Linked DNA regions of Homo sapiens: region 2 is linked to region 1. Evidence: chromatin contacts called from ENCODE Hi-C or POLR2A ChIA-PET data. All regions are on one chromosome and are shown on one strand. The core of a region is the stretch at or near the end of the contact, and the rest is flanking DNA. Distances in the headings are between cores, read along the strand shown. Region 1 overlaps MTMR6 (myotubularin related protein 6). Region 2 overlaps NUP58 (nucleoporin 58).

Evidence for each region. A loop is a pair of places that touch in the nucleus more often than their neighbours do. ChIA-PET counts read pairs that join two places held with the same protein, here RNA polymerase II (POLR2A). Pooled maps may share reads with other maps.
Region 2: a map of naive thymus-derived CD4-positive, alpha-beta T cell shows a loop between it and region 1 (3-fold over the local background). The contact joins two enhancer-like sites. A Hi-C loop is called at or near these places in 22 of 168 maps with a recorded cell type or tissue (B cell, CD4-positive, alpha-beta T cell, CD8-positive, alpha-beta T cell and 13 more) and 9 of 50 pooled maps. POLR2A ChIA-PET finds 5 or more read pairs at or near these places in 4 of 52 experiments (BJ, HEK293, activated naive CD4-positive, alpha-beta T cell and 1 more).

The regions. Positions count from the first base shown.
Region 1 is chr13:25,243,607-25,251,257 of GRCh38, reverse strand. It overlaps MTMR6 (myotubularin related protein 6), which reads left to right. Exons shown (of 14, transcript NM_004685.5): 14 at 1,766-5,036. The coding sequence ends at 2,026. Among named protein-coding and RNA genes, the nearest start is that of MTMR6, 40 kb to the left of the region's middle. Within about 2 kb of position 1,942, at least 4 of the 41 ENCODE cell types and tissues checked have a DNase peak (open chromatin) inside an H3K27ac peak, as active enhancers do.
Region 2 is chr13:25,315,799-25,323,449 of GRCh38, reverse strand. NUP58 (nucleoporin 58) reads right to left here. Exons shown (of 16, transcript NM_014089.4): 7 at 4,100-4,124; 8 at 2,855-2,920; 9 at 2,357-2,531. Among named protein-coding and RNA genes, the nearest start is that of NUP58, 18 kb to the right of the region's middle. Within about 2 kb of position 4,294, at least 2 of the 41 ENCODE cell types and tissues checked have a DNase peak (open chromatin) inside an H3K27ac peak, as active enhancers do.

The DNA.
Region 1 (7,651 bases), core at 693-3,192:
CCAGGTCAGGAGAGTTTGAGACCAGCCTGGTCAGCACAGTGAAACCCCATCTCTACTAAAAAAATAACAAAAAAGTAGCCGGGCATGGTGGCGCATGCCTGTAATCCCAGCTACTTGGGAGGCTGAAGCAGGAGAATTGCTTGAACCTGGGAGGCGGAGGTTGCAGTGAGCCAAGATCATGCCTCTGCACTCCAGCCTGGGTGACAGAGCAAGACTCCATCTCAAAACAAAAACAAACAAAAAAAAAAGAAATAAAACATAGATCTATTTGAAGACCCTCTATACTCTTACCCAGTCTTCACCCATGTATCACAATTTATAATACTGTTTTTCTTGACTTAAAATATTTTTACTGTGTATTGAAAAAATACCAAAGACTATCTATAATGTTTGTATGAGTTGTAAAGGGAAACAGACAATGTATAGGCCAATATACCCTTCACTCTGCTTAAGAAACTGATGTTTTAAAACTATATAAAAGTTACCATACTGTTTATGTGCTTCATTTTGCTCAACAGTGTTTTGACATTTATCCATGTTGATACATGTAGCTTTTATTCATCTTTTTATTAGTAACTACTATATAACTTTATATTATATGAATATATCACAGTCTATCCATTCAGCTATGGATGAATATTTAAATTGTTTTCAGTTTTGGATTTCCATGATTACAAATGAAGTTAAATGACTTTCCATATTTGTTGGCCATTTGGTTTTCCTTTTCTGTGAATGGACTGTTCAAACCTTTGCTCATTTTTCTGTTGGCATATTTGCCTTTTTCTTAGTGATTTGTAAGAGTTGTTTATATGCCAGGCACTAATTCTTTGTTAGTTATATATATTACAAATGGTTTTGTCCAGCCTATTGTCTTTTCCACTTTATTTATGGTATGCTATATATAGATGTTTTGAATTTTCATGTCAAATTGCTCAATGTTTTATGCTTTCTGTGTGTGTCTTGTTTAACAAATCCCTCTCTACCCTAAGACTTTCCTATAATCTTTTTTCTGCCATCCTATATAAGCAAAAAGGATCAGTAAGTATATATATATTTTTTAAATCCTAGACAGTTATAACAGTAAGACTGTCTCATCTACCTCTCAGGCAGGAGTCTCCCTTAGTCATCTTTTAGATAAAGAGGTAATGACTGCTTGAGTAAATTGTAGAAGGATATGGTCAAGAGAGGCAAGTCCAGGATAATAGGTAATACAAGATTATCGGGACAGTCCAAGAATTTGGAGAGCATGATACTCTGCCACAGGACACTTTAAAAATCTTCTGTTAAAAAAGTAAAGTTCTGTTGTGTTTAAAGTCTGTTATTTTTACCTAACAAACCACTGTAGGAAAACCATGTAAGAAAAACTCTATATAGTCAGTGAGCCCTTTAGCTACACAAGTTTGTTTGTTGTGTTTTCAGGGTGAATGTTTCATACACATTTCTTTTATTATAAATGTTTACCTGTTATGCTTTCTAGGTAATATATGTCCATTTTAAGTGTGGAAGCCTAGTGATCGCCTGCAGTCAAGTCTTGCTGGATTGTTTGTTTAATAAATATAAAAACTAACAATTTTCCACAGCAAAAAATTGTACACAATTAGGATTTTCAACCATGTCATATGCATTAAATGTTTCTACTTTTTTGAGATTTAGTTTTGCATTATACATACAGAGAACATATTTTGCAAAAGCATGTTTTCTTTTTTCATGTAACATATTGTGGCTTATGCAATTAGTAATTTTTTCAAATTTGTGTTTGTTCTAGAAAATTAAACAACGCAAAAATAAGCAAACAGATGGCATCCTCACCAAGGAATTGTTACATTCAGTTCATCCTGAATCACCTAACCTCAAAACTTCCCTGTGTTTTAAAGAGCAGACTCTGCTACCCGTAAATGATGCTCTTCGAACTATAGAGGGCAGCAGCCCGGCAGATAATCGTTATAGTGAATATGCAGAAGAGTTTTCTAAATCAGAACCTGCTGTGGTCAGCTTAGAGTATGGTGTGGCAAGAATGACTTGTTAGACTCATAGAGTTTTTTCTGCAATGATTGCAGTACAAGAAAAGGATTATTGTGAGGATGGTCTGTAAGCATAACCAAAAGGAATTTGTCTAATAACAATTTTAGGGTTTAACAGTAGGCTAATAGTTGAAGGAAGGATAATAACTACCCTTGTGAGAGAAATAAGTCATTTTAATTGCATTTCCAGCAAGGAATGACATTCAGTTCTGTAAGAAATGAGTGGTATTTGATGTATTTACTCAAAACACAATTTGCACTGTACACTAGTGAATTGACGTTTATGATTTATGTTAATTCAGCCAAACATAAATAACCTTCCTTAAGTACAATTTAACTTCAAGAAAACAAAATTTGACAACATAGTTTCTTAATAAATGATATGGCATGTACTTTCAATTATGTAGCTTTGTAACTATGAATATTTACATATTTTGCCTTTTAGTGATATTTAATGTTAAAGTGCCATGAAAAATATTTCTAAGAAAGCCTTAAATTCCCAGTGGATTCTTTACCCTTAAGTTTTACAGCCTACAACAAGATTTTTTGTTTTGTTTTTCTTCTGGTCAGCCTTGTTTTGTTTGTAAAGAATTGTGCTCTCATTACTGCTGGGGGTGCATGCTACAATACTTCTATATAAACACTTGTAGAAGTACACTGTTCACGTTTAGCCTGCCCCACTTTTGTATTCAAAATTAATGAAACTGAAGGTTTATTCTGATCATAATTTGTTTAGTGCTACATTTGATAATTTATTATTTACAGCTTAGAATATTGATTTCTTGAATACGTATAAGCACATTTGACTGTCTTTTATATATGGATTACTGCATTCCATTGATTCTTATTTTGTGGTTGGCTTTATTTCTTTCACAACTGTGTAAGTTTAAAGAGCTAAAGCTCTAAAACTGTTCTGAGAAACAATGAATAGTACATGTATATGTATATTTTTAAACTGCCTTATTGCTCAATGAGTTGCTGTTCCTGGAGTATCTAACTTTCAGTTTACTCAAAAACTTTTGGGTAAATAAAAAAGGGAAGTACAGATAGTTTAGGTTGTGCATGGTTGCATGAATTTTGAAGTCATTTCTATGTGGAGCATTATTTTTCTTCTTGTTAAATATAGAAAAAAAAAGAGATTCTAGTACAAAGTTACTGTTTAACAAAAGCAACATAAACTCTGGGAAAGATTTCATTTTGCCATGTTATATTTACTGTTTATTCTGTGTACTAGTACATATCTTTAAATTACCAAAAAACAAGAAACAAAACATAAAAACCCCAAAACTATCACTTGGAATTAGCAATATCACCCAACTGGCTTTAAAATTGAAAATTTAAATAACATGGTGGCATGAAGTACAATTCGAGTATTAGGCAATTTGCATAGTGTTCCTCATGCTACTTTCTGTTACACCTCTATTATATTAGTTTTGAATATAAACATCTTTTTCAGACCAAAAAAAACTTTATTGTATGAGAGCTTATCTTATCCTGTTTATTTTTCCAATGCTTTTCTGTAATACATTATGTAATTTAAAAAATATTCCTTTTTAAACAGCAACAGAAATGCACTATAAAATATAGTATGTGATTAACCAATCCTGCTTCCATATTTAAGCACTGGGAATGGAAACTTAATCTCTGTGACTACAAAGGGAAGTTTTTGTGCCTTGGTGTTCCAGTCACTGATTGTGGTTTTAGAATCTTCTGTGGCTGACTTCTTGTATTCAACTCTGGTTTATTATCTTAATCTTCAACTTCAGACATATATTTGTGTGTTTATATGCTCACAGGTGGACTGAGAAATCAGTTACATCTTAAGTGACCTACAGGGTATATGTTGGCAAAAGCAGACTGTGTATATGTCTTATAAAGTTGAATTTATGTTCAGTGTGTTTGGAAGTGTATAGCATGTAAATTACTTCATATATGATTTAAAGGTAATTAAATGTTCACATTTTACTTTGAATGTTTTTCTTCTGGATAAAACAAATGGAATCAAGTTGTAGTTGTTTTTTTTTTCTTCTCACCTAGGCAAGTAGACTTGCCCATTACATTAACATAACAGCATAAGGTTTGAGGAGTTTATTTTCCAAAAGTTTGTTGATAAATAATACCTGTTTCATACAAAAATAATTTCCAGAATATTTAAAATAGGTATAGTGGGCTAAAAGGCCCATCAGATGTAGGTAATAATGTCATTAAGTTTTCATTTTGTTCCTGTCACTTGCTTATATTACAATCACTATTTTTTTGTGCCCTTGCCAACTTGATGGAAGGCAGGGTCCATTGAGTACAAACATTCGAGGTGAAATGTCTCTCCAAAGGCAGATCTGGATGTAAATATGAGGAAGAAAATAACTGGCTGACAAGAGGATAATTTTATTGAGGGTGTTTTGAAAAGGTCAGCTAGGCTAGAAGTAGCTCAGGGAATCTTGAGTAAAGATGAAGGGAACTCTTTTAAAACAAATTCAATTTATTTGGTCGGGTAGCAGAGCAGGGAGGTGGTGTCAGTCAAGCCTGTTTTGAAACATTTTTTGCAGAAGGTCAGCTTTAAAATATTGAAAAATTTCCAGTTGACATGCTAAGTTGGATTAAATGCTGATCATTTATAAAACTATATAGTTGCTGCAAAAGTAATTGGGGCTTTTGCCATTGAAAGTGATGACAAAAACCGCAATTACTTTTGCACCAACCTAATACTACAGTTGCAGACTTTTATTAGTGACGCTGATCTTCATTAGTCAAGTTTTAGTTATTTTGTTGGCTTTTCCATGTAGAATTCCAAGTGACATTAACATACTTTGATTAATTAAAGAAAATTTGGAGACTGTTTAAGATATATGTCTAGATATCAATGTAAACTATAAGCTTTAGGAACTTACATCTAGAAGAAAGCCTGGAATCTAGAATAATTATCTCAAAAAAAAGTATATATACCATTGTACTTGATATAAGAAAATGTAAACATGAAACCTTGACATTTTAATAAACAGTATTTGTGCTACTCTAGTTATTTCTAGGAAAGTAAAATATCCATTTAAATGGCAACTTTTATAAAATAGTGGCCTGCATAACTGAAAGGAACTTTCAGAAGCTAGTAGTAGACTCTATAGCCCTGGTGTTCAGTTTCTGATTCAGTAGTTAGGGGTTGGGACTCTGGAGTTAAAATCATTTGCATACCAATAAATTGTTTGCACTTAGCAATATTTTGGATATTGTGATGCAAATGGTTGGGGAATCATACTTTGAGAAACACTGCTGTAAACCACCCATCATGGTCAGTAAACATCTTGTTTGTTCTTAAAGGGATGCCGAATTATTCTTTTTTTTTTTTTTTTTTTTTTTTTTTTGAGACGGAGTTTCACTCTTGTTTCCCAGGACAGAGTTAAAGTGGCACAATCTTGTCTCACCACAACCTCCGCCTCTGGGTTCAAGTGATTCTCCTGCCTCAGCCTCCGGAGTAGCTGGGATAACAGGCATGCACCACCACACCGGGCTAATTTTGTTGTTTTAGTAGAGACGGGGTTTCTCCATGTTAGTCAGGGTGGTCTCAAACTCCTGACCTCAGGTGATCCACTGGCTTTGGCCTCCCAAAGTGCTGGGATTACAGGCGTGAGCCACCACGCCCCACCTCAGAATTACTCTTGTATAAAGAGCAACAGGCTAGGGAGCATCACACTTCTGAAACATTGTGATACAAGTGGGAGTGAGAAATAAACCTTTGTTTTAAGCCACTGAGAATTTGGGCTCTTTGTTACTGTGGTGTAAGCGTGCCCCTCCTGAGGGATGAAACCATTTGTACAAATTTCTGTTTTTCCATTAGTTCCCAAATGGCCTTTGTCCTGCTATTTTGCGTCAGTAGCCAGCTGAGGTTTGTGCATTGCATTTGGTTGTAGCTCATCAGTCTCTGTGTTGAACAGCCGGTCACCTCTTCCCCTCTGCATTGACCTTTTGCACCAGACCAGTTGTAGTTTTCCCACTTTCTGCTTTTGTCTGATTGTTTCTTCGTGGTGTAATTTAACTTGTTCCTCTGTCTACTGTACCTGCTGTCAAGTAGGTACTAGATGAAATTCAGAGTTAGCATTTCAGGAAAGATGCTGTGTACTTAATATTGAATTACTGCGGGAGGATATAATGCCAGGTGGTTCCATTGTTAGTGACGCTAAATTTAATCACTTGGTTATCTTTTCATTGTAAAGATACATTTTTTCCCTTTGAACTCAGCAAATGCTCTATGGGGTGATATTTTGGCATCAAATTGAATATCCCTTTCCTTAACAACCTATCCATTAATTATACTTGCCCAAATCAGTTATTTCTTTGGTGTTACAAAATGCTGATTCTCTAATTTTGTTTTAACTTTTTACACTTATTTGCCTGCATTTGTTTGTTTGTTTGTTTGAGACAGAGTCTTGCTGTGTTGCCAGGCTGAAGTGCAGTGGCGCAATCTCGGCTCACTGCAACCTCCGCCTCCCGGGTTCAAGTAATTCCCCTGCCTCAGCCTCCTGAGTAGCTGGGACTACAGGCACGTGCCACCATGCCTGGCTAATTTTTTGTATTTTAGTAGAGACGGGGTTTCACCATCATGTTGGCCAGGATGGTCTCAATCTCCTGACCTCGTGACCCCCCACCTCAGCCTCCCAACATGCTGGGATTACAGGTGTGAGCCACCACGCCCGGCCTTGCTGGCATTTTTAAAAGAAGTGCTGGGTCCAGTGAGTACACATACACTGGAAAGCAGTGAGAGGTGAGGCCAGCTGGACTTCTGGGTCAAGTGGGGACTTGGAGAACTTTTGTGTCTCAAGAGGATCGTAAAACGCACCAATTAGCACTCTGTAGCTAGCTAGAGGTTTGTAAAATGCACCTATCAGTGCTGTGTAAAAACGCACCAATCAGCACTCTGTGGCTAGCTAGAGGTTTGTAAAATGCACCAATCAGAACTCTGTAAAATGGGCCAATCAGCACTCTGTAAAATGGACCAATCAGCACTCTGTAAAATGGGCCAGTCAGCAGGACATGGGCGCAGACAAATTAGGGATTAAAAGCTGATCACCCCGCACCCCAAACCCTCCCAGCCAGTAGCAGTAACCCACTCGGGTTCCCTTCAACGTTGTGGAAGGTTTGTTCTTTTGCTCTTCACAATAAATCTGGCTGCTGCTCACTCTTTGGGTTCCTGCCACCTTTAAGAGCTGTAACACTCATTGCGAAGGTGACTTCCTTCATGAAGTCAGCAAGACCAGGAACCCACCAGAAGGAACAACCTCCGGAAACAGCAGGGTCCAGTGAGTACAAACATTCAAGGTGAAATGTTTCTCCAAAGACAGATCTGGTTGTAAATATGAGGAAGAAAATGACTGGCTGAGAAGAGGGTATTTTTGTTGAGGATGTTTTAAACAGGTCAGCCAGAGTAGAAGTAGCTCAGGGAATGGAGTAAAGATGAAAGAATTTTTTATTTTTATTTTTATTTTTTGAGACAAGTCTCGCTGGATCACCCAGGCTGGAGTGCAGTGGTGCCATCTCGGCTCACTGCAACCTCCGCCTCCCTGGTTCAAGTGATTCTCCTGCCTCATCCTCCCAAGTAGCTGGGATTACAGGCGCCTGCCACCACGCCTGGCTAATTTTTT
Region 2 (7,651 bases), core at 3,045-5,544, 70 kb before region 1:
TTATTTTTTTTTCTCTTTTTCTTCTTCCCCTTTGACCTGGTGAGCATGAAATAAAAATCTTTTTTTTTTTAATTTAATTTTATTTTTTAAGTTCCAGGGTAGATGTGCAGGTTTGTTACATAGGTAAACGTGTGCCATGGTGGTCTGCTGCACCTATCAACTCATCGCCTAGGTATTAAGCCCAGCATGCATTAACTATAAAATTCCTGAAATTCAGCTCAGATGATTCTTCCTTAAGGAAACTTTGACTCCCAACCTCTTATTCCTTTGCCACCTTTATGCTCTTCTCAATCTTTTATTATTTCATTCACCCTACTAGACTTTTAGTACCTTTGGAGTTGTCTTTTTATCTCTAAAAGACTATTAATGTGCCCATTATATGACAGCTACTCCACAAACAGCGGTGAATGCAATCATTCAGTTTTCGAGTTAAAATGGGTCCCATTACAGCATTCACTTCTTTCTTTCGAGTTTGCCTCCTCCATTATTTTGCTCTAATTATGTTTTCTAAATAACTTATATATAATTTCAAATATTTCACATAATTTCATGTGATGTTTAATCACAGTCTAAACATTCTCCAGTATAAAAACATAATTAACTCTTTCTATTCCCTAGAAAGGACATAGGTGATGATTAGGAAGAGTAAGTGGAAAGGAAACATGGGGCAATACAGGTTGAGTATCCCATATTCAAAAAGCTTGGGACCAGAAGTGTTTTGGATTTCAGAATTTTTCTGATTCTGGAATATCTGCATACATAAAATCAGGCACCTTGGGAATAGGGGATAGAACCCAAATTTAAACACAAAATTCATTTGTGTTTCTTATACACATAGCCTGAAAGTAACTGTATACAATTTTAATAATTTTGTACATGAAATGAAGTTTTAACTGTAACCTATCCCATGAGTTCAGGTGTGGAATTTTCCACCTGTGGCATCATGTTAGCACTCAAAAAGTTTTGGATTTTGCAACATTTCAGATTTTGGATTAGGGATGCTCAACCTGTATTACATTCATATTTAACCAAATAAATGTGTTAAGAGACCAGGAAGTCTGAGGACAGACAATAAAGTCTTTGAAATTCCTTTAGCCATTACAGTTTAGAGTAGCTCTTTTAGTAACACATCATTATTAAAAAGATTACAAGATATTCTCCAATAGTGGACTTAAAGACCCAAAAGCACCTTTAAAAATTTTACTTAAAATACTACCACTTCGTTTGTGAAGATCACAGCCCTCTGATAAATCCACAGCAAAAAGGCGTATCTCACATGAAGTTCATTAACAGATCAGGGACAACTTCACGGAAAGATTTCTAGACTGCTATGATGAGATCAAGTATATTCTGTAATTACGGTAACTACAACACAAATAAATCACCTATCGTCATCCTTTCCCACTGAGGTAGAAAAGAACGACATATATTTAATATGTATTGTATATTACACCATAAGGAGGAAAAACAAGTAGACATTAGTGACAGACAACATTAGCCACATTACTATTTATTTTTATTTGTATTTTTTTGAGACGGAGTTTTGCTCTTGTTGCCCAGGCTGGAGTACAATGGTGCAATCTTGGCTCACTGCAACCTCCGCCTCCCAGGTTCAAGCGATTCTCCTGCCTCAGCCTCCGGAATAGCTGGGATTATAGGCATGCACCACCACGCCTGGCTAATTATTGTATTTTTAGTAGAGACGGGATTTCAGCATGTTGGTCAGACTGGTCTCGAACTCCTGACATCAAGTGATTTACCTGCCCTGGCTTCCAAAAGTGCTGGGATTATAGGATTGGGCCACTAGGGCCGGCCTACTATTTTTAAACTAAGATTTAACCACGACTTGCAAGTCATCAAATTTAATATCCACACAGCATGATATAATTTTTATTTAAAAACCGACAGTTAAAAAACATTATTTTCTGACTAGCTATGTTTCCTCTTATATAATAGGCCAATTTAGCCAGCAACCACACTTACGAAACCTAGTTAGTTAACAGCATAAACTCTGGAGTTGGATTACCAGGGTCTGAATCCAGGCCCTTCAACTTACTAACAAAGCTCTGTGCTTTTTTTCTTATTTATATAATGGGGATAATAATTCCTACCTTGTTGGGTCTTTTCAGAAATACTTAATGCTTTTAACAGATATAAATTGCTTAGGATACTGTCTTGTATACAGAAAACGCTTAATAAAAACTCATTATTAAAGTATATGAGTTATCTGGTTTTCTACCGGTATGCATGTATCAAATTTCATAATTAAAAACAAACAAAACAAAACACCTTATTTCCATTTTGGAAAAAACAAAACAAAAAAACCCTACGGTAAAATGGCCATAAGTTGGTATACCTGAGCAGTTTCTATTTTCAATTTGTCAATGTTGAGAGTGTTTCTCTGTATTCCATTGGCAGCCAACGACAGGAGCTGCTTCAGAGCTTTAATATCTTCTTGTACCTTAAGCATTGCTTTTGAAGACATTCTACTAATTTCTTCTTGAACTTGTTTCTGCTCCTTCACAAATTTCCTAAAAAATATATTTAAAACTGAGTTTTAAAAAATGTATCTTTGGTTTCCTACACAAAATATATATATACTTAAAACAGTCCAAGTGTTTTAAAATACAAAACTAAAAATTCATCTATAGTTCACACTTTTTTACAGAATGGAAGTTATACAATTTTAATTCCTGTTGTTCTGCTTTTTTTCTGATTTCTAAAAGCACTAACATTTTAACCCTAGTTAAGAGATGCTCCTCTAGGATGCGATTTTAGGAGGAAGAGATGCTCCCCTTAAGAAGTATTCTAGAATTCTTCAAGTGTTATTTATCTAATTATATTTGACACTTACTGGAGATTTTCAACATCCTGGCAGATGACAGGAGGTAGATTTTCATCCTTCAGAGCTTTACTATCCCTAAGAAAAATGCAAAACATGTATTAAGGTCATTGAGATTTTAAAAAGTTGACAGCTGAGTTTTAATAGAGTATTAGAGTATTAAGACACAAGAAAATATAGCAAAAAAGCACGTATGGCTTCTCTGGATGATTTCAAAGCTCTTTATAAAAAACATAAATTTATTGTAAATAGGATCTATAAAATAATTTTAACAATTCATCTGACATGAAGATTTCTTATCTAAGAAGATTGGCATCTATTAAAAACATACTTAAAAGCATATGACTAAATGTCTAACAAAAAAATCAGAGAATACTGCAAATTGGGTAAGATGTTAAACTAAGTTCCCTCTGGCTTAAAGATTCTGACTGACAATTTATTCCATTCCAAAATATTAATGTATTCATTAAAGAAAGTCTACAAAACTTCTCACAACGAGATGCTCAAAATACTTTTGAAAAATAACTTCAGTTAGTTCTTCAACATGCATTAGAATGAAAAAATAAGACCTAGGCAGAGCTTACAGGAATAATAAATATTTAATGAGAACAAGAACAAGTGACATCTGGCATGCTGCAATGGAATCATGAGTTAGATTTCATAACCCTTATGCAGATCTTAGTTTCTCTAATCTTCTTCATTTAAATAGTAAGCTAAAATATACACAGGATGTTTGTAAGGAGTGAATTTGTCATTTATTTATGAATGCTTTATTTAATATAGTACAAATCATGTGAGAAAATATAATTGGTAATAAGAAGAATGACCATCTTCAAACATATATATGATGTATATGGAGGCTATTCTCTTCACTGAAAACACCAGGACATAAAACGAGACTGGCACAATAATTCATATATTTTTTAAATGCTCCAAAAGTAAAGTTCCATGAGTTGTTCAATATTTAACAGACTAAAGAAATAAACACACATATTTGTATTTATTTATATTAGAGAAATACCAAACACCTTTCCAGAAATAGTTTTAAATTTTCTTAATGACTAAAAACTAAAGATTTGACCTTTCATTATCTTACCAGAACATACGTCTATTATTTTACTTTTAACGAATACCATTACAAAAAAGTTTTTTCTCCTAAATGTATATGATATTTACTTTCAATTATACCATCTGCCTACAATTTAATAAGTTAAACTCTTCAATTAAAATGCCTTAAGGGTAAATTTGTAAACTTACTCTGGTCTTGTTCCCGTTTTATCACCTAGAAAATTCAAGAAGCTTCACGTAAAAAAAATTGGTAATTGAACAACATACTCCAAATACAAGCTTTAAATTAACACAAATTAAAGTATAAATATAAACTGTTAAGCATTTCTTTGCTTGCCTCATAAACATCATGTGATGTCATGACTCATCATGAACTCAGAAGCAAAGCATTTTATGAAGACATCTGTACACATAAGCAGATATATGGCAGATGTACATATACTTTCAAGGGCAAGAATTTCCCTTTCTCAACCCTCGTCATGAACTCAGAAGCAAAGCATTTTATGAAGACATCTGTACACATAAGCAGATATATGGCAGATGTACATATACTTTCAAGGGCAAGAATTTCCCTTTCTCAACCATCTTCCGTGAAAAATATCCTGTATGGAAAATTTATGTTGTTGCCTACCAGTTTAACTCCTGATAACTTTACCTGACACTTTTTAAGGCCCTATCAGTACAGAATACTGTCAGATTACCTGTACTTCTCCAATCTGACAATCCCTTAAAACAACTATCACAATTTATCTTCCCATCTGCCATGAATACCTTATCACACCCTCACAACAACGGACATATTTTATAAAAAACCTTGCCAGTTATGTAGGTGAAAAATGCCACTTCATAATAATTCTTAGTTTATATTTGGTGAAGAAAACCATTTTCTTCAAATGCTCATGAGACAAGTATATTTCTTCTTTCATGAACTGCTTACTTGTGATTTGCACACTTTTCTTACGGTATTTTTCTTATATATTTCTAAGAGCTATTTCAACATTAAGTATATTATTTGTCTCATTTACATAATTTAATATGTATTTCTAATATTAGACTCTTGTAAGATGTATCTCAATTTCAGAGATGTTAAAATGTGAAAAAATAAGCACCTAAAAATCAAGCATTTTGGGCAGACTGCTTGAACCCAGGAATTGGAGACCAGCCTGGGCAACAGGGCAAAACCCTGTGGCTACAAATTTTTTTTTTATTTCTGAGACGGAGTCTCACTCTAGTGCCCAGGCTGGAGTGCAGTGGCGTGATCTCAGCTCACTGCAACCTCTGCTGCCCAGGTTCAAGCAATTCTCCTGCCTCAGCTTCCCGAGTAGCTGGGATTACAGGTGCCTGCCACTGTGCCCGGCTAGCTTTTGCATTTTTAGTAGAGACGGGGTTTTACCATCTTGGCCAGGCTGGTCTTGATCTCCTGACCTCATGACCCACCTGCCCCGGCCTCCCAAAGTGCTGGGATTACAGGCGTGAGCCACTGCGCCTGGCCAAAAAATTTTTTAAAAATTAGCTAGGCGTGGTGCTGCGTACTTGTGGTCCCAGCTACTTAGGAGGTTAACGTAGGACAATCACTTGAGCCAGGGAGGTGGAGGTTGCAGTGAGGTAAGATCACACCACTGCATTCCAACCTGCATGACACAGCAAGTCACTGTATCCCAAAAAAAAAAAAAAAAAAAAATCAAGCATTTTACTTTCCTCATTTACCTTTTACCTCTGCACATGGGGTTTTACTTTTTTACCTCTTTCATCCAACTGTAATTTATGTTTCCATGTTTTGTATTTTATTAAGATTTTTTTCTTTCATATTTAGTATCTCTAAAATTGCCACCTATCTTCTATAGACGTCCTAGATTTTATGAGACATGGAAATAAAAATAAGGATTTCATTTTATGTTTCTCCAAATAATTCACCAACTTTTAAATTGACTAGCATATTATTTCTTTGATATGACATTTTATTATATTTTGTAAATACTTACATACACACAAACATGTATATAAAAAAAACTTGAGCCTGTTTCTACCATGGATCCCTGATTACCATGGACCCCCAATTAATCTACCTAGCTTTGCCTCAGTAATACACGTGGAGCTCTACAAAAGCTTCCTAACAGTTCTCCATGACAATTCTTGCCTTCCTGAATGCTATTTTCCATATGGCTGTCAGAATGCTCTTAATCTTAAAATACAAATCTCATCAAATCCCTTTAATAGACCCAAATTGCCTGAGGTATTAATATAATGACAAAACTCAACATGGCAAATAAGGACTCCATGACTTCTGGAACCTCATCTTTCTGCTCTATGGCTAATCTGGCCTTCTATCATTTCCTCAAAAGGGTCAAGGTCCTTCTCATCTCTAGTCTCACTTGACGCTGTCCCCTCTTCACTGAATGCTGTTTATTGCTACTCTCTATCTGGTTAAATCCCACACTGGTACTGCAGGGCCCAAGCTAACTGATACAGCTACTAGAAACACAGAAATCATTTGGATTAAAAAAAAAGAATCCCTTGATATAAGCAATAGATAAAAGGGAACTGGGATGTAGTAATCAGAGATCCATAGTAGAAACACACCCAAGTTATTTATATACATGTTTGTGTGTACATAAATATTTATAAAATTTAATGTCATATCTAAGACATTTATTTCATTTATTGTATATATTCTCCTTGCTCAACTCTATCTTAGGTACACTATGAAAGCAGGAAGATGTGGGGAGGGGCAGAGGAGGGGAGATTAATTTCTTACATTTATCTTACTCTTCTGCCTTAGCCTGCTCTTTGAGCCTAAAAACAATTATAATAGAGAAGTACTCTCATGCTTAAAATAAAAGTAATAGAAGTGGTACCAAGCTATTCCACTTGAGTAAACAAATAAGCTGCTAAGGCTGCTTTCCTAATTATGGAGTTGCTACAGAGAAAACTAAGTAAAAACAAACTTTGTTTAGAAATTTGTCAATTTTCACTGAAAGAGAAATCTAAACTTTGTAAAAGTTTAAAAAGGTTTTACCAACTTTAAAATAGTAATTCACCCTAGAATAGTATCTCCTTATAATAAAACCTGTGTCCAGTTTTTTAAAAAAAAAGTCATATAGATACACAGATACTATTTCACAGCTTCATCCATTTATCTTTCTTCAGAGAAGTTCAATATGTATATATATACCCTAGTATATATGGTATATATTCTAGTGAAACATGCTTTCATCAGAAGCAGAAGAGATGGTGCAAAACAAAGTAACACAAAAAACAATGAAAACATTTTCAAAATGAATTTGGATTAGCAAATTTTTAAAACCAAGATTCAACGTGGCAAGGGCACAGCAAGAAAGGTATTTTCATACTGGTTAGGGGGTAAACTGGTAAAATCTTTCTGGGAAAGCGATTTCACAAACTATACACTAAGAGTCTCCAAAATATCCCTCTCTTTAAGCCAATGATCCAATTTCCAGGTATTTTCCCTAAGAAATAACCAAAAATATAAACAAGCATTGATAATAAAAGGAGACACCTACATGTCTGGCTCTGCTAGGGTTTTACAAATAGTAACCCTCAAACCATTTAACAGATAAGGAAAAACCAAAGCACATAATATAAGTAACTTCAATAAGGTCAGAGAGCTTATAAGCAGTTGAGCCAGGATCTGAACCCGGGCAATTCCACTCCAGAGCAGACACTCTTAAACTACTATATTATGTTGCCTTTTTAGATAAATGCCCAGTGTTTTACTTCCCA